Linked DNA regions of Homo sapiens: regions 2 and 3 are each linked to region 1. A link is a loop called in an ENCODE intact Hi-C map of the cell type or tissue named here. Cell type or tissue: heart right ventricle. All regions are shown on one strand. Each heading gives the region's core, and the rest is flanking DNA. Links, peaks and the distances in the headings are about the cores only. Region 1 holds the start of APOA5 (apolipoprotein A5). Region 2 overlaps PCSK7 (proprotein convertase subtilisin/kexin type 7). Region 3 overlaps PCSK7 (proprotein convertase subtilisin/kexin type 7).

Evidence for each region. Hi-C counts contacts between places; a loop is a spot of excess contacts. Peaks named below come from ENCODE experiments on the same cell type or tissue, not always from the same donor. Only the 100,000 strongest peaks of a DNase experiment are listed, where the experiment ranks them.
Region 2: a loop joins it to region 1, with 4 times the contacts of the local background. A loop is called at or near these places in 58 of 110 quality-filtered maps.
Region 3: a loop joins it to region 1, with 9 times the contacts of the local background. A loop is called at or near these places in 72 of 110 quality-filtered maps.

What each region holds. Positions count from the first base shown.
Region 1 is chr11:116,789,834-116,800,157 of GRCh38, reverse strand. APOA5 (apolipoprotein A5) reads left to right here and starts at 8,279. Exons shown (of 3, transcript NM_001371904.1): 1 at 8,279-8,346; 2 at 8,461-8,572; 3 at 9,091-10,324. The coding sequence starts at 8,298. The coding sequence ends at 10,030. In heart right ventricle, for the core only: CTCF peaks have their summits at 8,542 and 8,749; a DNase peak (open chromatin) is centred at 8,737; H3K4me3 peaks cover 641 bases.
Region 2 is chr11:117,219,434-117,223,492 of GRCh38, reverse strand. It overlaps PCSK7 (proprotein convertase subtilisin/kexin type 7), which reads left to right. Exons shown (of 17, transcript NM_004716.4): 9 at 185-285; 10 at 3,735-3,902. Among named protein-coding and RNA genes, the nearest start is that of PCSK7, 11 kb to the left of the region's middle. RefSeq lists an enhancer at 3,831-4,059. In heart right ventricle, for the core only: no CTCF peak of the experiment used is centred there; DNase peaks (open chromatin) are centred at 1,472, 2,342 and 2,732; H3K4me3 peaks cover 997 bases; H3K27ac peaks cover 2,500 bases.
Region 3 is chr11:117,224,287-117,230,512 of GRCh38, reverse strand. PCSK7 (proprotein convertase subtilisin/kexin type 7) reads left to right here. Exons shown (of 17, transcript NM_004716.4): 2 at 45-164; 3 at 657-1,136; 4 at 2,163-2,297; 5 at 3,191-3,356; 6 at 4,492-4,582; 7 at 5,758-5,812. The coding sequence starts at 669. Among named protein-coding and RNA genes, the nearest start is that of PCSK7, 4.7 kb to the left of the region's middle. In heart right ventricle, for the core only: a CTCF peak has its summit at 3,890 (motif pointing right); a DNase peak (open chromatin) is centred at 3,942.

The DNA.
Region 1 (10,324 bases), core at 7,775-10,274:
AAACCATTGGGTGAAAAATTGTTGCAGAATGGGATGCTCACATGGCTTCAAAGTATTGCTCCACAAATTACTTATCAATAACGTAAAAAACCAAACTTTACTAGCCATGGAGAAATCTGGTTGTTATCACTTTAACGGAGTGATCAAACTTAACATCACTAAATAGAGTGCAACCTCCAGCTAGGATACAGTAAGAATGGCCAGATATCACCTAGTATTTTTGCCAAAAATGTTTAACCTTAATCTAATCATGAGAAAGTAATCACTCAAATCCAGAATGTGGGACATTTTACAAGATGTCCTCCTTGCACTCTTCCAAAAAAAAATCAATGTCATGAAAACAAACAAATGGTGGGGTTGGGGAGAACGGTTCTAAATTTAAAAACTAAAGTGGGATAACAACCAGATGAGATGTGTTAGAGCTTGAATTTACAGAGAGAGAAAAACAACTATGAAAGCATTTTGGGGAAAATCTGAATATGTAGGATATGTTAGATGATATTAAGGAATTGTGTTAATTTTCAAAGGTATGATAATGTTTTTTTCTTTTGTAAAAGAGTCCTTATTTTTCACAATGTATGTTGAAGTATTCAGAGTGAAGTGTCATGTTGGCTATAATTATTTCAAATGGTTCCACACACAAAGCACATACCACATACACATATACATATACCTCCAACCAACTCAAAACATGTTCAACACTGAAACTATAAGATGCCACCAAACAGGGAAGCATGAGTGTGTGTTGCATCTACCCATTGTATCAATCCAGGTTCAGTCAGAAAAACAAAAGCCATTCCACGTATTTCAAGTATGAAAGGCTTTAAAACAAAAAATTAAAGGTTTATCCAACTCTTGGAAGGGCTGGAGGAGTGACCACCTTGGTTTGCAGTTCAGAAGGAGTGACTCTCAAACGCTCATTAGTAAGTGGCTACAAATGGGAAGCTCGCCTTATTATGCCTGCAATATCAATGCATGTGATTCCTGGGAAGGTCACCCAGAAGCTGCTTTAAACTCCAAGCCTGTCCATGCTTCTGTCTGCAACCGGCATTGAAACATAATGGCCTCTCCTCTTCCGTCTCACGCTGGCTGACTCTAACCTAGGCTCATATAGAGAAGGGATTCTAGAAAATGTATTAATAGTTCCAAGTGTCCCCTCTGCATCTCATAAAAGACCTTAGAAAGGGCACTGATAATGCTATTTGCAAAAAGACAATCCAGCGCAGTTGTATTTTACAGCACAGGCTCTTTAAGTTTGGGTTATCAGCAAAAAACCATTAGAGTATGAGAAATTCCTTTTTAAATTGTGGCAAAATATACATAACATAAAAATTACCATTGTAGCTATTGTACATTGTAGCTAAGTATATAGCCCAGTAGCACTAAATACATTTACACTGTTGTGCACCACTATCTAGCTCCAGAAACTTTTAATCTTCCCAAACAGAAACTTGTACCTATTAACCAATACCTTCTCCTTCCTCACTTCTCCTAGAAACCAGAATTATACTTTCTGTCTCTACAAATCTGACTATTCTGGATACCTCAGAATCACAGTATGTGTCGTTCTACGACTGGCTTGTTTCACTTAGCATCATGTCTTCAAGGGTCATCCACGTTATAGCATGTGTCAGATTTCCTTTTCTTTTCTTTTCTTTTTTTTTTTTTTTGAGACACAGTCTCGCTCTGTCACCCAGGCTGGAGGGCAGTAGCACAATCTCAGTTCACTGCAGCCTCTGCCTTCCAGGTTCAAGCAATTCTCGTGCCTCAGCCTCCCAAGTAGCTGGAATGACAGGCATGCACCACCACACCTGGCTAATTTTTGTATTTTTAGTAGAGACGGGGTTTTACCATATTGGCCAGGCTGGTCTTGCACTTCCGGCCTCAAGTGATCTGCCCGTCTCGGCCTCCCAAAGTGCTGGGATTACAGGCGTGAGCCACTATGCCTGGCCCCCGATTGTCATTATTTAAGGCTAAGTGATATTTTGTTGTCTGTATATACCACATTTTGTTTATTCATTCATCTGTCAATGGACATTTGGGTTGTTTCCACCCCCTGGTTATTGTGGATAATACTACTAGGAACACGAGCATACAAATATCTGCTCCAGTCCCTGCTTTTATCTTTTGGATATATGCCCAGAGGTGGAATTGCTGGGTCATAAGGTAATTCTAGATTAAATTTTTTGAGGGACTGCCGTATTGTTCTCCACCATAGCTGCACCATTTTACCTTTCCAGCAGCAGCGTACAAGCGGTCCAGCTTCTCCACATCTTCACCCACACTTGCTATTTTTGGCTTTTATTTTATTTTTTAAAATAACATTCTAATGGGTGTTAAGTGGTCAGAAATGGTTCTTTTAGGAGTAGAGATAGAGGCCAGGGGGATGGCTCACACCTGTAATCCCAGCACTTTGGGAGGCCTAGGTGGGCGGATCACTTGGGGTCAGGAGTTTGAGATCAGCCTGGCCAACATGGTGAAACTCCATCTCTATTAAAAATACAAAAATTCGCTGGGTGTGGTGGTGTGCACTCCCAGCTACTTGGGAGGCTGAGGGAAGAGAATCGCTTGAACCCGGGAGGCGGTAGTTGCAGTGAGCCGAGATCACACCACTGTATGGCCTGGTGACAGAGCAAGGCTCTGTCTCAAAAAAAAAAAAAAAAAAAAAAGAGTAGAGATAGAAAAGCATTGAAAACACAGCCTCAGCTCAGCTCAGTCTGCCATGGTGGGAAGCCATTAATTCTTCACTCTTGAAACCTTTTCGTCCTTGGTGTGGCAGAGGCTGCAAGTCTCCTCTGCAACTTTATTCTTCCCTTCTTTCTCAGTTATAAAATCCCTGATTTTAGAAATATCTTTATTGAGATATAATTCACATACCATAACATTCACTACAATTGAATGGTTTTTAGTATATTCACAGATTTGTACAACTATCACCACAAACTAAGTTTAGAACTTTTTTCATCATCCCACAAAGAAACCCCACACCCATTAGCAGTTATTCACTATTTCTCCCCAATCAACCTCCCCTCCCCTCAATAGCCCTAGGCAGCCACCAGTCTACTTTCTGTCTCTACCTATTTGTCTTTTCTGGACATTTTATACAAATGAGATTTTACAACATGTAGTCTTTTGTGACTGGCTTTTTTCCCCTAGCATAATGTTTTCCAGGTTCATCTGTGGTGTAGCAGGTATCAGTACTTCAACCCTTTTTATTGCCAAATAATATTCCACTATATGGATAGGTAACATTTTGTTTATCCATTCATCAATTGATGGACATTTGGGTTGTTTCCATTTTCTTGACTGTTATGAATAATGTTGCCATGAACATTAATGCACAAGTTTTTGTGCAGATGTGTATTTTCATGTGTCTTGGTTTTATACCTAGGAGTAGAATTGCTGAGTCATAGGAGAACTCCTCCATGTTTAACCATTAATGAACTGCCGAACTGTTTTCCAAAGAAATTGCACCATTGTACAATCCCACCAGCAATGTATGAGGGTAGAATCCCTGATTTTTAACTGATCATTGAGCTCAGGCCCATTCAAAACAAAGATGACATTTCCTAACCTTCCTTACAAGTAGTTCTGACCAGTGAGATGGGAGAAGAAGTTAGGTTTTGTCCTTAAAAGAAAGGAGAGTGGCTGGGTGCAGTGGCTCACGCCTGTAATCCCAGCACTTTGGGAGGCCGAGGTGGGCGGATCACCTGAGGCCGGGAGTTCAAGACTAGCCTGACCAACATGGAGAAACCTCGTCTCTACTAAAAATACAAAATTAGCTGGGCGTTGTGGCGCATGCCTGTAATCCCAGCTACTCAGGAGGCTGAGGCAGGAGAATCGCTTGAACCTGGGAGGTGGAGGTTGTGATGAGCCGAGATTGTGCCATCGCACTCTAGCCTGGGCAAGAAGAGCGAAACTCCATCTCAAAAAAAAAAAGAAAGAAAGGAGAGTACATTCTACACTCTCCTCTCCTCCACCCTGCCCCCTTTCCAGTGGCTGGATGTGGACATGGTGGTAAGCTATCTTAGATCATGTGGACAAGGGAAACACATAGGGATATTAGAACCTCCAGACAGAAGGAACTTAGGACCCTGGACAGCTTTGTGGAGCAGTGCTCCCATACCAGCGTGAAGTTTTGTATGGGAGAAAACATACATTTCCAGCTTTTGTAAGCCACTGTTATTTTGGGTCTCTCTCAGAGCAGCCAAATATATAATTTAACTAATATATTTTCTTTCTGTGATTCTTCTTTATTTTGATTATACTTCTACTTCTCTGCCCCTCTTTTAGGTGGGAGGTGCTGCTCCAAGCACTAACTCAGAATATAGACCCTCTCCCTCTTGTAATAGTGCCAGCTTGGAGTTCTTTGCTTCCACTGTAGGGGAAGGAAGGAAAAAATATGGAGAACTCACATCCACTCTTCATTGTCCTCAAACAGAAGTAACCCATTTTGTTCTGCTCACAGCCCATTGGCCAGAACTAACTGTATGGCCCCAATCTAATTGCAAAGGAGTCTGGGAAGTACAGCACAGCACATGGATCTTTGGAAAGCGTTAATTTTCTCTGCCAAAGGCTTCTTTTGTTGTTGTTGTTGTTTGAAATGGAGTCCCGCTCCGTCACCCGGGCTGGAGTGCAGTGGCCCTATCTCAGCTCACTGCAACCTCCACCTCCCAGGTTCAAGCACTCCTCCAGCCTTGGCCTCCCAAGTAGCTAGGATTACAGGCGTGTGCCATCATACCTGGCTATTTTTTTTGTATTTTTAGTAGAGACAGGGTTTTACCGTGTTGGCCAGGCTGGTCTCAAACTCTTGGCTTCAAGTGATCCGCCTGCTTCGGTCTCCCAAAGTGTTGGGATTACAGGCGTGAGCCACTGTACCCGGCCAATACTGGTGTTTTCTGACCTCAGCGTTTTTCTTTTCTCCTGCCATGTACTCTCCCTAGAGATTTCATCTACTCCCAAGTCTTCCACTGCTCCTATCTGCTGATGACTCCCAAAACTCAGTCTCCAGCCGAGACTTCTCTCCTGGGCTTGAGACATATGTATCCAACTGCCAGAACATCTCCAGTGGACAGCCTTTGGGCACAAGGCCACACTAGCTTGTGGGTACAAGTAATCACCCAAAGTCAATTTCAGTGGCTCTCCACTCCCACATTTTTTCAACCCCTGGAAATGTTCCCTTCCCAAATACTCTGAGTCTCTCTTCTCTTTTCATGACTGTGGTTTTGTGACTGGATGGTAGCTCCTGTTGCTTTTTTTCCTTTCAAATGAATTTTCTCTTAGGAGGCTTCTTAGCCATTAAGCAAATAGACCTCAACTGGGCTTGCCCTATGCCTATCTGAAACCCAGCTTAGGTTCGAGTTAGGACTCCTGTTAATCTGAGCTCTCACTTCCTGTCCCAACCTGCTTATTTTTTTTGGTGAAAGAAAATATCATCCCCCTAGTTGCTCAGAAACCTGGGAATCATTGGGATTTTTTCCTCTCCTTCACCTTCCTCATCCAATCAGTCACCAAGTGCTATCAACTCTGCTGCCTTAGTAGCCCTCAATATATACTTACCTATCAACCATCACTGCTATGCCATACTTCAGGCCTTCATTTCTCACTTGGATTATTAAAATATCCCTAAATAGTTCCTCTGCCTTCTCTCTGGCCACCCTCCTGAGTGATCTCTCCATCATGTACCTTTCAGTGACTGCTTGCACAAGCCCCTTTGTGACTTGGTCATAGTCTGCTCTCTTGAACCACCAGAGCCAAGCACCTGGGTTCTGATTCTGGTTGCAACTCTTACTGCGTGATGATGGACAGGCCACTTGATCTCCTCAAACCTCAGTTCCTAAATCAAATGAATGATTGAATTCAGTCACTTAACTTTGTATGTAGTAGGTAGGCACTGTGCAAAACATACTAGTGGATATAGAGATGAATAAGAAAAAGCCCCTGCACTCAAAGAGCTCTCGGATTCATCAACAAATTATTGTGCAGTTAGATAGTAAGTGCTATAATCCAGGAATATACAGTGTTGTGTGAATAATGTGGAATCAGTTTATCTCCAGAGCAGAAAAAGGTGAAGGCCGAAGAAGGCATTCAGAGTGATACTGGAGCTGTGTAGCAGGGGCTACTACTGTTCCCTCAAATCCTTTCTTCTCTTCTTCCTGAGTAATAGAGTCCTTTTTCAGCTAGGCATACAGCCATCCAAAATAAAAACTATATTTCCCAGCCTCCTTTTCAGCTAAGTGTAGCCATGTGACTAAGTTGTGGCCAATGGGATGTCAGTACAAGTGGTAATGGCAATATCTGGGATGTGTCTTTAAAAGGAAGGAACATGTCCTTCTCCTTTTCCTCCTTCCTGTTCCCTGGGAGGTGAACTTGGTAGCTGGAGGTGAAGCAGCTGGAACTTGGATATGAGCGTCTTGTTGATGATAATAGTGCAACAAGATAAAAGCAGCCCGAGCTGGCCTACATTTACATGAGAAGGAAATAAGACTCCATTTTGTTTAAGCTATTCTCTTGCATATATATATACACATATATATCAGCTAAGTGTAGCCATGTGACTAACTTGTGGCCAATGGGATGTCAGTATGAGTGGTAAGAGCAGTATCTTGTATATATATATGTGTATATATACACACACACATATATATACATATATGTATGCAAGAATATAAAATATACATGTGTGTGTGTATATATATACACACATATATATGTCCCTTGCAGCCAAGTCTAATTCTAACTAATACAAACTAACTCTAAAAAATGAATATATATTCACCAGGGGATAGGCTATTTCAAGCAGAGGGAAGCCTGTATAAAGGCTCAGGGAATGCCGTGGTTTTATGTGGCAGCAGATGAGACTGGAAATGAGTCAGGATGAGCCACAGTGGAGGATGAATTAAATGGGCAGGAGTGTGGTAGAAAGACCTGTTGGAGGCTATGAATGCAATCAAGGTGACAGACAACTGGTGCAATGATGGTAGTGGAAATGGAGGAGAGGGGATTGATTCAAGATGCATTTAGGACCAAGAATCGGGAGCTTGTGAACGTGTGTATGAGTACTGTAGACGGAGTGGGTGTGTCATCAGAGAAGATCTGAGCATTTGGGCTTGCTCTCCTCAGAGGCCCTGCGAGTGGAGTTCAGCTTTTCCTCATGGGGCAAATCTCACTTTCGCTCCAGTTCCTGGGGCTCAGAGTCCCTGGCCCAGATGCCTCTTGCCATCTCATCTTCACCCTGCCTGGCTTCCCTTGCTTGTTCCAGGATTGTTTCATAAAGAGGGATGTGGTTGGTCTTTAACCCTATGAATGCTGGCTGAGGATGCCTGCGGAACCTGTAGTGAAGCTTTCAGGGGCTGCTCGGGTTCTGGCTGGTAGGTGAACACTGTCCATCTTGCCGGCTGGGACACAGTGACTCTGGGTAGTTGTGTAAGAGAGGGGCCCTTGGCAGACAAACAGGTTCTTCTCTGTTGGTGGGCCAGCCAGCAGGTCAGTGGGAAGGTTAAAGGTCATGGGGTTTGGGAGAAACTGGGTGAGGAGTTCAGCCCCATCCCCCGTAAAGCTCCTGGGAAGCACTTCTCTACTGGGGCAGCCCCTGATACCAGGGCACTCATTAACCCTCTGGGTGCCAGGGAAAGGGCAGGAGGTGAGTGCTGGGAGGCAGCTGAGGTCAACTTCTTTTGAACTTCCACGTGGTATTTACTCAGAGCAATTGGTGCCAGAGGCTCAGGGCCCTGGAGTATAAAGCAGAATGTCTGCTCTCTGTGCCCAGACGTGAGCAGGTGAGCAGCTGGGGCAGAGGGATGGGGGTCACAGTCCTAAGGGAGGGCATTGCAGGTGGCCTCAGGGGAGAGCCTGGGGTGGCCCCTAAGACGTCCTCTTGGAACATTTTGGCAGAGTTGCCTCTTCGCCCTCATTATGGCTCAGTTTTTCCACCATGAAATGGGAGGGAGGGAGACAGGTGGGCAGGGGAGAGGTGGTAGAAGTGGCCTAGAGAACTGTTCCTGGGGTCTGGGACCTTTGCGAAGGGGTTAGAGCACCACGCTCCCTGCTATGTGACTGAGGTAGCAAGAGCACGCCCTCTTCCCATGTCTGAGGAAGACACCCTAGCCTCCTTGACTCACCTAGGTCAGTCCTCTTGAGCCCCAACAGCTCTGTGCTCCCCAGCCCAAGGAAGGGGTAACAGGATTTCGGGCAGTTGCCCCTGCAGAGGCCCCCTGGGCAAGTCCCCTGCGCCATGTCCCTTCGTCTCCTTCTTCCCCTAACCAGGCCTCCCTCCACCTGTCTTCTCAGAGCAGGTAATGGCAAGCATGGCTGCCGTGCTCACCTGGGCTCTGGCTCTTCTTTCAGGTGGGTCTCCGACCCTGACTTCAACGTGGGGGTGTGGGTGGAGGCTGGCCAGAGGGCCCTGTCCACCCTGGGGGAGGAGAGCCCAGGCCCTGATTACCTAGTCCCTCTCCACAGCGTTTTCGGCCACCCAGGCACGGAAAGGCTTCTGGGACTACTTCAGCCAGACCAGCGGGGACAAAGGCAGGGTGGAGCAGATCCATCAGCAGAAGATGGCTCGCGAGCCCGCGTGAGTGCCCAGGGGAAGGGGTGTAGGCGAAGGGAGGAGACAGCTGGGCCATGCCATGATGACCTGCCTCTGCTGCCTCAACCTCTGTGGCCGCTGCTGGGACAGAGGAAAGGAGCGGTGCTAGCTCTGTCTGCAGATCCCGGCCATCCTGGGCTCTTTAGCGCCCTCTGCCTGCAGCCCCCGCCTTGACAACTCCGTAGCTGTTGCCCCCTTGCTCACTGAGGCGCGGGACCTGGGATCAATCGGGAGGACGCCCGCTGCAGTCCCCAGAATCAAAGGATGATGTGGCGCATCTATGTTTCTTTGGAGAGTGTTGTAGGTCTGGATTTGTATGGGCAATGTGTTTGTGCTTCGTGCGTGAGTTGTTACTGGCCAGGGCTAGGACAAGAGCCCTCGACCCTGGGGCCAACGCCCTGCGTCCTTGGTTCCCCCAGAGGATCAGTGCGCGATGACTTGGGGACAAAGGAGATGATGGAGGCTAGCAGTCTGACGGCCTGGATATCTGTCCCCTTCTCCAGGACCCTGAAAGACAGCCTTGAGCAAGACCTCAACAATATGAACAAGTTCCTGGAAAAGCTGAGGCCTCTGAGTGGGAGCGAGGCTCCTCGGCTCCCACAGGACCCGGTGGGCATGCGGCGGCAGCTGCAGGAGGAGTTGGAGGAGGTGAAGGCTCGCCTCCAGCCCTACATGGCAGAGGCGCACGAGCTGGTGGGCTGGAATTTGGAGGGCTTGCGGCAGCAACTGAAGCCCTACACGATGGATCTGATGGAGCAGGTGGCCCTGCGCGTGCAGGAGCTGCAGGAGCAGTTGCGCGTGGTGGGGGAAGACACCAAGGCCCAGTTGCTGGGGGGCGTGGACGAGGCTTGGGCTTTGCTGCAGGGACTGCAGAGCCGCGTGGTGCACCACACCGGCCGCTTCAAAGAGCTCTTCCACCCATACGCCGAGAGCCTGGTGAGCGGCATCGGGCGCCACGTGCAGGAGCTGCACCGCAGTGTGGCTCCGCACGCCCCCGCCAGCCCCGCGCGCCTCAGTCGCTGCGTGCAGGTGCTCTCCCGGAAGCTCACGCTCAAGGCCAAGGCCCTGCACGCACGCATCCAGCAGAACCTGGACCAGCTGCGCGAAGAGCTCAGCAGAGCCTTTGCAGGCACTGGGACTGAGGAAGGGGCCGGCCCGGACCCCCAGATGCTCTCCGAGGAGGTGCGCCAGCGACTTCAGGCTTTCCGCCAGGACACCTACCTGCAGATAGCTGCCTTCACTCGCGCCATCGACCAGGAGACTGAGGAGGTCCAGCAGCAGCTGGCGCCACCTCCACCAGGCCACAGTGCCTTCGCCCCAGAGTTTCAACAAACAGACAGTGGCAAGGTTCTGAGCAAGCTGCAGGCCCGTCTGGATGACCTGTGGGAAGACATCACTCACAGCCTTCATGACCAGGGCCACAGCCATCTGGGGGACCCCTGAGGATCTACCTGCCCAGGCCCATTCCCAGCTCCTTGTCTGGGGAGCCTTGGCTCTGAGCCTCTAGCATGGTTCAGTCCTTGAAAGTGGCCTGTTGGGTGGAGGGTGGAAGGTCCTGTGCAGGACAGGGAGGCCACCAAAGGGGCTGCTGTCTCCTGCACATCCAGCCTCCTGCGACTCCCCAATCTGGATGCATTACATTCACCAGGCTTTGCAAACCCAGCCTCCCAGTGCTCATTTGGGAATGCTCATGAGTTACTCCATTCAAGGGTGAGGGAGTAGGGAGGGAGAGGCACC
Region 2 (4,059 bases), core at 1,411-3,910, 430 kb before region 1:
GCCACTTGAGACTGCCTGTTCAGAAGAGGATCAGGACTGCTCTGAGGGACGTGGGCCGCTCAGATCATGTTTCAAACTCAGGACAGCCCCCCAGGATGGTAACTCCAAGATAACTGACATTAGCAAGCCCCTGCCACAGGACCCCCTCTGCATCTCAGCTCTAATCTCCCTCCTCTGTCCCTAGGAGCTGTGGATGAGGAGGGACGCATGCCTTTCTATGCAGAAGAATGTGCCTCCATGCTGGCAGTCACCTTCAGTGGTGGGGACAAGATGCTTCGGAGCATTGTGAGTGCCTCCCGGGCCCTCCACGGCCTGCCCCTTTCCCACAAGACTTCACGTCTCAGACATCACAGCGCTTCTCACTGTTCCCTGCTTCCCCGCCCCAACACTCAGGCTCCTCTTCCCCCACAGAGCTGGATGTCTTAAGGCATGCCACCCTTGGAGTAGTAGACTCGGGGACTCTGAATACATCTTGGGAATGCTTTTATCTTAGAAATTTGGATTTAGGACGAATATACATATTTTTAGAAACTAAGTGTCACATGGGGCCAAACATGGTGGCTCACTCCTGTAATCCCAGCACTTTGGGAGGCCAAGGCGGATGGATCACTTGAGGTCAGGAGTTCAAGACCAGCCTGGCCAACATGGTGAAACCCTGTCTCTACTAAAAATACAAAAATTAGCCTGGTGTGGTGGCGGGCATCTGTAATCCCAGCTACTTGGGAGGCTGAGGCAGGAGAATCGCTTGAAACAAGGAGGCGGAGGTTACAGTGAGCCAAGATTGCACCACTGTACTCCAGCCTGGGTGACAGAACAAGACTCCTTCTCAAAAAAAAAAAAGAAACTAAGTGTCACATGGATTAAACAACTTTTTCACACTCAAGGAAATGCACAAACAACTTCTTTGCAGTGTCTTCCTTTGGTAAAATTTGGGCTTTTGCTAATTTCTGTGGACTTAAAAAAAACTCCTAATTCCATTGCCCTTCAGCTCTTAGGTAAATACTGTGAGTTCTGGTCATGTGCATCTTCAGGAGGAAAGCTAGTCTGGTTGTCGTTTTTATGGGATGAGTGGGAAGAGGAGTGGGGGAATGTCTCATGTCAACACCAGAGAGAGCTCTTTCTCTGGAGCTATAATTGGAGCCATAGCAAATGAAATTCGAGCAGGGTCATGGAGCTTCTCTAACCTGTGGAACCCATTTAAAGAATTTGAAGACGATCGCCTACACCCAGCTGGGCTTAGCGCCATCCCAGCAGGTTTAAGGCAGGCCTCTAGACCATCTTCCTAGAGCTCCCTGCCTGTCCCTGTTGCCCGCAACCATATAGTGTGGGCATAGGAGGCTCTAGGCAGGAGCTGGGCTGGAGCCAGGTGGTATCAAATTTCTCCAGTGGCTGAGTCGGGAGATCTCTCTGGGGCCATTGGGAATTAGGCTGCTTTGTCTTCCTGCTGGGTCAAATTTATTTTCCAAAACTAAAATTTTGTTATGCCAATAAATGACTTCTGGTCAACACAATGTTCCAAGGCTCTGTGCCAGTTGACCCCTACTACCCCCTCCTCCCAGCCCCAGGGAGAAGAGAAAAGGGAGTGGACTAAAGTAGAGAGGGAAGAGAGGCTGGGCTGTGTGCACAGAGGGCACCCACTGCAGGCCAGGCTGGGTTAGGAGGAAGAACAGGAACATACCAAACTCCACCCTCTAGCAGAACTCTAGGGAACCCAGCTCGCCCTGCCCAGGCCAGGGACCTAAGAAGGTTCTACAACATAATTGTCACTCTTGCTCTGCTGTACCTGGCCTTTCTCATTTTAACTCACCTCAGCTTCTCACCCTCACCACCCTCTTCCATCTGAACTGTAATTTGCCCAGAAATGAAGAGAGAGTGTGTTTAGCAGAGTTCCCATCTTTGGAATGTCCTTGCTATGGAAACTTCTTGTTGCCAGTTTCTAGTCAATGACCAGGGCAGCTGGGTAGAGCTGTCTTTCTGAGGGCAGAGGCTGGGGGCATATGCTTCCCACCATTTGGCTCCCTGGGGAAGCAAAGCTTCTCTGGACTTTTCAATGCCTGCCTGTGGCTCCTGCCACCATAGACAAGTTCGTGGGCTTCACAGCCACACTTCAGACTATCACTGCAAGGCTGTTTCCTTAACAGGAAAAAAAATCAACCCGCTCCCTTGCATAAACCAGGCTCCCACTCTCATTGAGACAACCACTTGGAGAGTGCTTTTCCCTTTTTTTTCTGGGAGTGCGCCATGGCTGGGTGAAAATTACATCTCTTGGCAGCTGCTCTAACAGCTGGGAGGGAAGCAGTGAGTACAGTGGAGAAAGGGCAGCTCTTGGCAGAAGTCGCCACCCTGGTATCTGACCCAGAAGAGAAGTTTGGAAGAAAGAAATTCTCCGGTGTTAGCACTGACACCATGGGCCAACGATCCAAGTGCCATAGAGTGGAGCAGATTTAGGCAGGGCCCGCCTCAGCTAAACCCTCTGAGTCTCCAGGGGTGATGACAGCCCCAAAAGAGCTCGATGCCAGGCAGTCACTGCCTCCCCTTGCCCCATTCTCGCTCCCCACCTCAGAACCACACAGAGAGAAGGGGTTTCATGGCATCTGGCCCAGAGCAGTGAGGCAGCTTGTCCTGTTGAGAGCTGTAGAGCCGGGCAGGCGGGCCTTATAGACACTGAGTCCATGCAGGGCTCGGGGGTGGGCAAGGACACAGTCCTCTCTTGCTGGAACACACTCCCTGTGTTCACGCCGACATCATTCCAGCCCCTGTCGCGGAGCTGCCAAATTGGATTTCCTTGAATAGTGCCGTCAGTGTTGTCCCAGCTCCAGCTGGGCCCAGTAGCTCCCCTGGCCACTTCCTCTGTCTAGCTTGGTTGTGGGGGTTGAAGGGTTTGGAGTTGGGAGTTGGGATAGAGAATTTAGGAATGGGAGCAAGAATATTAGGAGCAAAAATCGGGAGGCCCCCCCATGGTGGCTCATGCCTGTTAATCCCGACACTTTGGGAGGCCAAGGCAGGAAGATTGCTTGAGGCCAAGAGTTCGAGACCAGCCTGGGCAACATAGTGAGATGCTGTCTCTACAAAAAATAAGAATATTAGTGTGGTGCAGTGGTACACGCCTGTAGTCCCAGCTACATGGGAAGCTGAAGCAGGAGGATCGCTGGAACCCAGGAGTTCGAGGCTGTGGTGAGCTATGATCTTACCACTGCACTCCAGCCTAGGCGACAAGGAAAAATAAGAAAAAAGAAAAGAGTTGGGAAACCCTTATCTGCACTGGATGGGAGCCCTTTCCTATCTCTGCCTCCTTTTGCCAACAACCACACCCTCAAAAGTAACTTTTATTATCTTTGTCTCTGTTCTCCAGATATTCTGTTAGGAGGCCAGGAGGGTTAGGGTTTCCTTTGCCCTGCCCTGCTATTGGGTCCTTCTCTGGTCAAAGATTCAGCTCTAACAAAGGAAGGGTCCACCTGTGAGACCTGTTCTGAGGACCAGCCCTGTACCTTTCCCCCATAACAACTTTGAACTCAGTCTCTAGCTTCTTTTTTAAAAAATATTCTTTTTTTATTTTTTAAAGATGGGTTCTCACTCAGCCACCTAGGCTGGAGTGCAGTGGCACAGTCATAACTCCTGTGCTCAAGCAATCCTCCTGCCTGGGCCTCCCAGGTAGCCGGGACTATAGGTGCACACCACTGTCCCCAGCTTGAACTCAGTCTCTAACCTACTTCCTTTTCCTGTTTCACTTCCAGGTGACCACTGACTGGGACCTTCAGAAGGGCACTGGCTGCACTGAGGGCCACACAGGGACCTCAGCTGCAGCGCCTCTGGCAGCTGGCATGATAGCCTTAATGCTGCAGGTGCGGCCCTGCCTCACGTGGCGTGACGTCCAGCACATCATTGTCTTCACAGCCACCCGGGTGAGATACCAGCAGGTAGACAAGTGGCCTGGCCCAGCCTGCTCCAGAGTTCGGGTATCAGGTGGCCTTAGATTCTCAATGTCCCAAATGTTAGATACTAAGTCTCTTTCAGAGTCCCTTTCAGAGTTGCATATGTAAAGAACAGGTGTGGGGACCC
Region 3 (6,226 bases), core at 2,595-5,094, 440 kb before region 1:
TGGGATTGGTGGGACATTATTTCTTCTGTTCTTGGATCCCACAGGTCTGTAGCCTTTGCTGAGTCAACACTACTCACAGTGAAAGTGATGCCTTTTCTCCATTTGCACAACATGAGTGTGACGTGGTTAGCCAGACCAGGAGCTCAACCTCATGTAGAATCCAGGTGGGCACGGGGCCCTGTTATGGGGAATTAGCCTTGAGGACAACTGGACTGAGGAGTCAGCTAGGGAAAGATTTATGTCCCCTCTAAATGTAGGGGTGAAGGGGTTGTCTCTGCTAAAGAACAGTCACGATGCAGCCAGTAGTTTGTGGAAGCGATGTGTGCTTTGAGCCCTGTGGGTGGCAACAGGGGTTGCTCGCAGTGCCTGTGAGCAACTGGACCTCCTGCTGGATTAGCTGGTGTCGTGAGGATTGGCTGTCTTGCTGTGGGAGGCCATCCGCTGGTGTTAGTGCTGGCCCACACTCCACCTGGGGGCTTATCCCTGTTGGTCAGGGATAAATGTGAACAAAAAGAGAAGATCAAATGTTTCACAATTTAAAAGGCATGGCTTAGGGACTTCCAGGGGGAACACATGGATGGCTCAGCATCTCCCTCTCAGATTCCTGCAGTTACCAGCTCTTTGATCTCTTCCATATCCTTTTTCTTTGTCTGCAGTCCACTGCTCTGATGCCGAAGGGGAGGCAGAAAGTGCCACACTTGGATGCCCCCCTGGGCCTGCCCACCTGCCTCTGGCTGGAATTAGCCGGGCTCTTCTTACTGGTTCCCTGGGTCATGGGCCTGGCAGGGACAGGTGGGCCTGATGGCCAGGGCACAGGGGGGCCGAGCTGGGCTGTGCACCTGGAAAGCCTGGAAGGTGACGGGGAGGAAGAGACTCTGGAGCAGCAGGCGGATGCCTTGGCCCAGGCAGCAGGGCTGGTGAATGCTGGACGCATCGGAGAGCTTCAGGGGCACTACCTCTTTGTCCAGCCTGCTGGGCACAGGCCGGCCCTGGAGGTGGAGGCCATCCGGCAGCAGGTGGAGGCTGTGTTGGCTGGGCATGAAGCTGTGCGCTGGCACTCAGAGCAGAGGCTGCTAAGGCGGGCCAAGCGCAGCGTCCACTTCAACGACCCCAAGTACCCGCAGCAATGGCACCTGGTGAGTCCAGTCCTGCAGTTTGCAGTTTCAGGTGGGTAGGTTCCAGTCCAGTTCTTTAATGGGCTTTTGACTATATCACTCTTCAGTCACCTCCATCCTTTGCCTGAGGGACCATTTCCCGGTTCTGTGGTGTTTCCCTAGGCTCTCCCTCCCTTCTACTGTCTTCTAGAGGCCGGTGTTCTACAGTGCTCAGGGCACAGATGGTGCAGCCAGGCTGCCTGGGCTCATGGTCCAGCTCTGCCACTTACTAGCATGTGCATTTGGGCAAGCTGCTTAAACTCTGTGCCTCAGCTTCTCCATCTGTAAAGTGGAGATTGTAATAGTGCCTACCTCATAGAGTTATGGTTAGGGTAAGTGAATGTATACATGTGTAGCACTTAGAACCATGCCTGACACATGGTAAACACTATGACATAAGTGATACGATACTACCATTGGCATAAGAGGTGTATCATCTGGCCCGGTGCGGTGGCTCACGCCTGTAATCCCAGCACTTTGGGAGGCCGAGATGGGCAGATCACGAGGTCAGGAGATCAAGACCATCCTGGCTAACACAGTGAAACCCTGTCTCTACTAAAAATACAAAAAATTAGCCAGGCGTGGTGGCAGGCGCCTGTAGTCGCAGCTACTCGGAAGCCTGAGGCAGGAGAATGGCGTGAATCCGGGAGGCGGAGCTTGCAGTGAGCCGAGATCCTGCCACTGCACTCCACACTCCAGCCTGGGTGACAGAGCAAGACTCCGTCTCAAAAAAAAAAAAAAAAAAAGAAGTGTATCATCCAACCCTTCACCCTAGCTACCATTTTATCCCGAATCCCCCATGACTGATGACAAACTTTCCTAGAATCCAAGGCTGTGGCAGAGCTCTCACCTGCTCCTCCTTGACTCTGTTCCCACCTGACCTATTGGTCTGCAATCTGTCTGGCTCTTTGGTGGAGGCCAAGGGTGAAAAGGGGCTGCTAGCTATAACTTCATCTCCCTCTGGGCTGTGCTATGTGTCACTGTATTCCCATCCTGTCTCTCTTACAGAATAACCGACGGAGCCCGGGCAGGGACATCAACGTGACGGGTGTGTGGGAACGCAATGTGACTGGGCGAGGGGTGACGGTGGTGGTAGTGGATGACGGAGTGGAACACACCATCCAGGACATTGCACCCAACTATGTGAGTGGCCCTGGAACGACACCCCTCACTCCCCACGTCTTACCTCCTTCTTGATGTTGCCTCAGTCTTGTCCCCTTTTCTAGAGGTCTTTGGGCCAAATAAAAGAGCCTGGGAGGTGGGATGGGGTTCATCCTCTTCTTTTCCCTAGCTAGCCAGTCAAGGCACAGCAGGTGGCTCTAACTCTAAGAACAATCCTGCTCTCAGTTCTAGTCCTTTTCTGAGGAGTAAGGAGTGGCCCCTGCAGGCAACTTCCCTCTTGTTGGAAATCCGAGTGCCTTCCTCTCTCTAAAGCGTGGCCTCTAGGGAGCCCTACCTGCCTTTTTTCCAGGTTTCCCAAGCCGTGGAGCTGTAGGCACATTCGCATAATGGGCAAGAGAAGTTTGCTGGGAGCTGTGGCACTTCTCAGTTTTGCCCCAGTGTCCTTTGCTCATATCTTTTAGCCAGTGTGGTTTGCAGATAGAAATGGGCTTATTGGGTCCGGGCGCGGTGGCTCACGCCTGTAATCCCAGCACTTTGGGAAGCCAAGGCGGGCGGATCAGGAGGTCAGGAGTTTGAGACCAGCCTGGCCAAGATGGTGAAACCCCGTCTCTACTAAAAATACAAAAATTAGCCAAGTGTGGTGGCGCTCACCTATAGTCCCAGCCACTCGGGAGGCTGAGGCAGAAGAATCGCTTGAACCTGGGAGGCAGTTGTTGCAGTGAGCTGAGATTGTGGCACTGCACTCCAGCCTGGGCAACAGAGTGAGACTCCATCTCAAAAACAGAAACGATGAGAAATGAGCTTATCGCCCTAGCTTCGATTCCCAAACTCCCATTTCCTTTCTGTCCCTGAACCCCAGGACCTGATCCCCTCTAACCAGTGAATGACCACATGTCACCTCCAAAATATTTCAGAGCCCTGAGGGTAGCTATGACCTCAACTCTAATGACCCTGACCCCATGCCCCACCCGGATGTGGAGAATGGCAACCACCATGGCACGCGATGTGCAGGAGAGATCGCGGCTGTGCCCAACAACAGCTTCTGTGCCGTGGGCGTGGCCTACGGGAGCCGCATCGCAGGTAACTTGTGCCTCCAGCCTAGCCTTGGTAGGCTGCTCCTGTGACCACAGTCTTCATTTCCTGCACCCCTCCCTACTCTGAAACATCTTTATCCCATAGCCCAGCTGACACACATAGCATAGAGCAAGGGTGAGTTTATAATAGGTGTCTGTAGGACATATCAGCTCATTGATTTTTCAGTGCAGTGGTGTTTCAAACATGTTTTTCTATTTATAGTTCCATAAATTACAAAGTGCCTTCTTGTCGGTTTTTCCTCTATGATCCGATACGTCTATGGTGGCAGCCTTTGCATTTCCCAGCTCCCCAGCTCCCCAGCTCCCAGTCCCACTGATGGTCACGGGCTGCTCTCCATCCTTTTGGGGGAGCTGAGCAGCCCTATTCCTCCCTGGAGGTGGTTCTGTGGTTCTTTCACACTCAACGTCTGTCCATCAAGGCAAAAGGTGAAGGGAATGAATGGGGAAGCCCTCACCATAACTCCTTATGTGCTTGGGAACCTACAGACTGAACAGACTATTCCTCTTATACTCCAGCAGAGGGCAGTAGCTCTCCATAAATGAGACCGGAGGAGCCAGAAACCCTGTCCAAGTCCCTTCTCTGAAAGTGCCACAGCACTGCAGCCTGGGCGACAGAGCCAGACTTTGTCTCTCTCTATATATATATTTTTTTGGTGGGGGGACAAGTAATACGTATACATGGTGTAAAAATGCAAAATGGGCTGGGCGTGGGGGCTATGGGGATCACACCTGTAATCCCAGCACTTTGGGAGGCCAAGGCAGGCAGATCACTTGAGGTCAGGAGTTCGAGACCAGCCTGACCAATATGGTGAAACCCCATCTCTACTAAAAATACAAAAATTAGCCGGGTGTGGTGGCATGCGCCTGTAGTCCCAGCTACTTCGAGGCTGAGGCAAGACAATCGCTTGAACCCAGGAGGTGGAGGCTGCAGTGAGCCGAGATCATGCCACTGCACTCCAGTCTGGGTGACAAGTAAGACTTTATCTCAAAAAAAAAAAAAAGCAAAATGTACAAAGAGCATGTAGGGAAAAATAAGTCTCCCACATATGGCTCCCCACCTCCCAGTTCCCCGGCTAGGAGACCAGCATTAGTGAGGAGCTGCTGTGGCCTTCATTGCCTAGGTATCCGGGTACTGGATGGACCTCTCACAGACAGCATGGAGGCAGTGGCGTTCAACAAGCACTATCAGATCAATGACATCTACAGCTGCAGGTGAGGCAGAGCTGCAGATGAGAGGGCAAGAGCCTGGAGCACCTGGGACAAATCCGCCAACAAAATCCCAACCAGTGGGCTGACTTAGGCCGGAGCAGGGGTCTCCTCATTGGGTTCAGCTAATAAGTCCATTGCCTTCATTTCTCTAGATTCCCAGCCACTGGGCACTCAACCTTAAGCCCCCGTCACCCCCGTAATCAGATTGCCACATGAGAAGCCCTGGCCTGTGCACATTTATTTGTTTTCTAAACTCCTAAGGCCTCTGCAAGAAAGCGGGCTTTCTTCTCCATCCACAGGCCAGCTGAATGCCCAACACCAATCCCCCACCCCACGCCAATGCACTGCACCTTCAGGGCATGGCTGTGCTGGACTGGACAAGAAGGAAATGGGGTTGGGGGCCCACATGGCATTGATGGCACCTGTTCCTCCCCCGACATACCTCCCTTAAATCCATGACATCATCCACAGGGTACACTTCCCGATAGAGACAGAATAGAGAACTCCTCAACCTGAGAACCAAGAGCTTCCACAGAAGTTCATGGGCGCTCTGCCTTCTACCCTACGAGTTGGGCCAGGTGCGGTGGCTCACGCCTGTAATCCCAGCACTTTGGGAGGCTGAGGCATGTGGATTGCTTGAGGTCAGGAGTTCAAGACCTGCCTGACCAACATGGTGAAACCCCATCTCTACTAAAAATACAAAAATTAGCCAGGCTTGGTGGTGGGCACCTGTAATCCCAGCTACTCCAGAGGCTGAGGCAGGAGAATCGCTTGAACCTGGGAGGTGGAGGTGGCAGTGAGCCAAAATCGCGCCATTGCACTTCAGCCTGGGCAACAGAGGAAGACGCCGTTTCAGGAGAAAAAAAAAAAAAAAAAAAGGTCTACATGTCTCTGATCCCTAGATCAGGAGATGAGTGACCTCTGTCCCTCTCTGCCACTATGGGCTATGGGGACATTCACAAGGAAAAGAAGAGCCTTAGCACACTTCTGTTTTCCACTTTGGAGAGGGGATGGACCTTTGAACCCTGTGCCTTTTAATCACGGAAGCCTTTAAGTGGAACCCTTGGGAGGAGTTAAGAGCTGCAGGTCAAAGGGCAGCCAGCTGAGACTGGGAGGCGCTGGGTGGGTAGCCGCAGCCTGGCTCTGGCTGTCCCCTCTAGGTATTTATTTCTCAACAGCTGGGGACCAGATGACGATGGGAAGACAGTGGATGGCCCCCATCAGCTTGGAAAGGTAACTGGCCTGCACAAAGACTCTGAGAAACGGGATGCCCTCTTCATACAGTCCCGGGAGAACTGCTGCAAGTTGACCCATCTTCCCACTCCACCTCCACGCTCAGTCTCCTTTCAGGAAGAGAACACCTAACGTCGGGGCAGGAAGCCTAGGGGACGTTTGTTCCTAGAGAGGGAAATGGAACAGTGCTTTGAGATTGTTTCCCTTTCATCTTATCCTCAGCTCCCATGCCTGGCCCCACCCTGTCCTCTGATAAGCAGAGGGTGTCCATCAGTCATCATTCAACTCACAGCTGCCCCACATCCTGGGTCAACTCACAGCTCCCTCACATGCGGGGTCCATCTTCCAATCTTTCCCCCATGCCCAGTGCCCTTTGAACTTTTTTCCCTTTGTTTCTAGAAGGGGTGGAGAGGG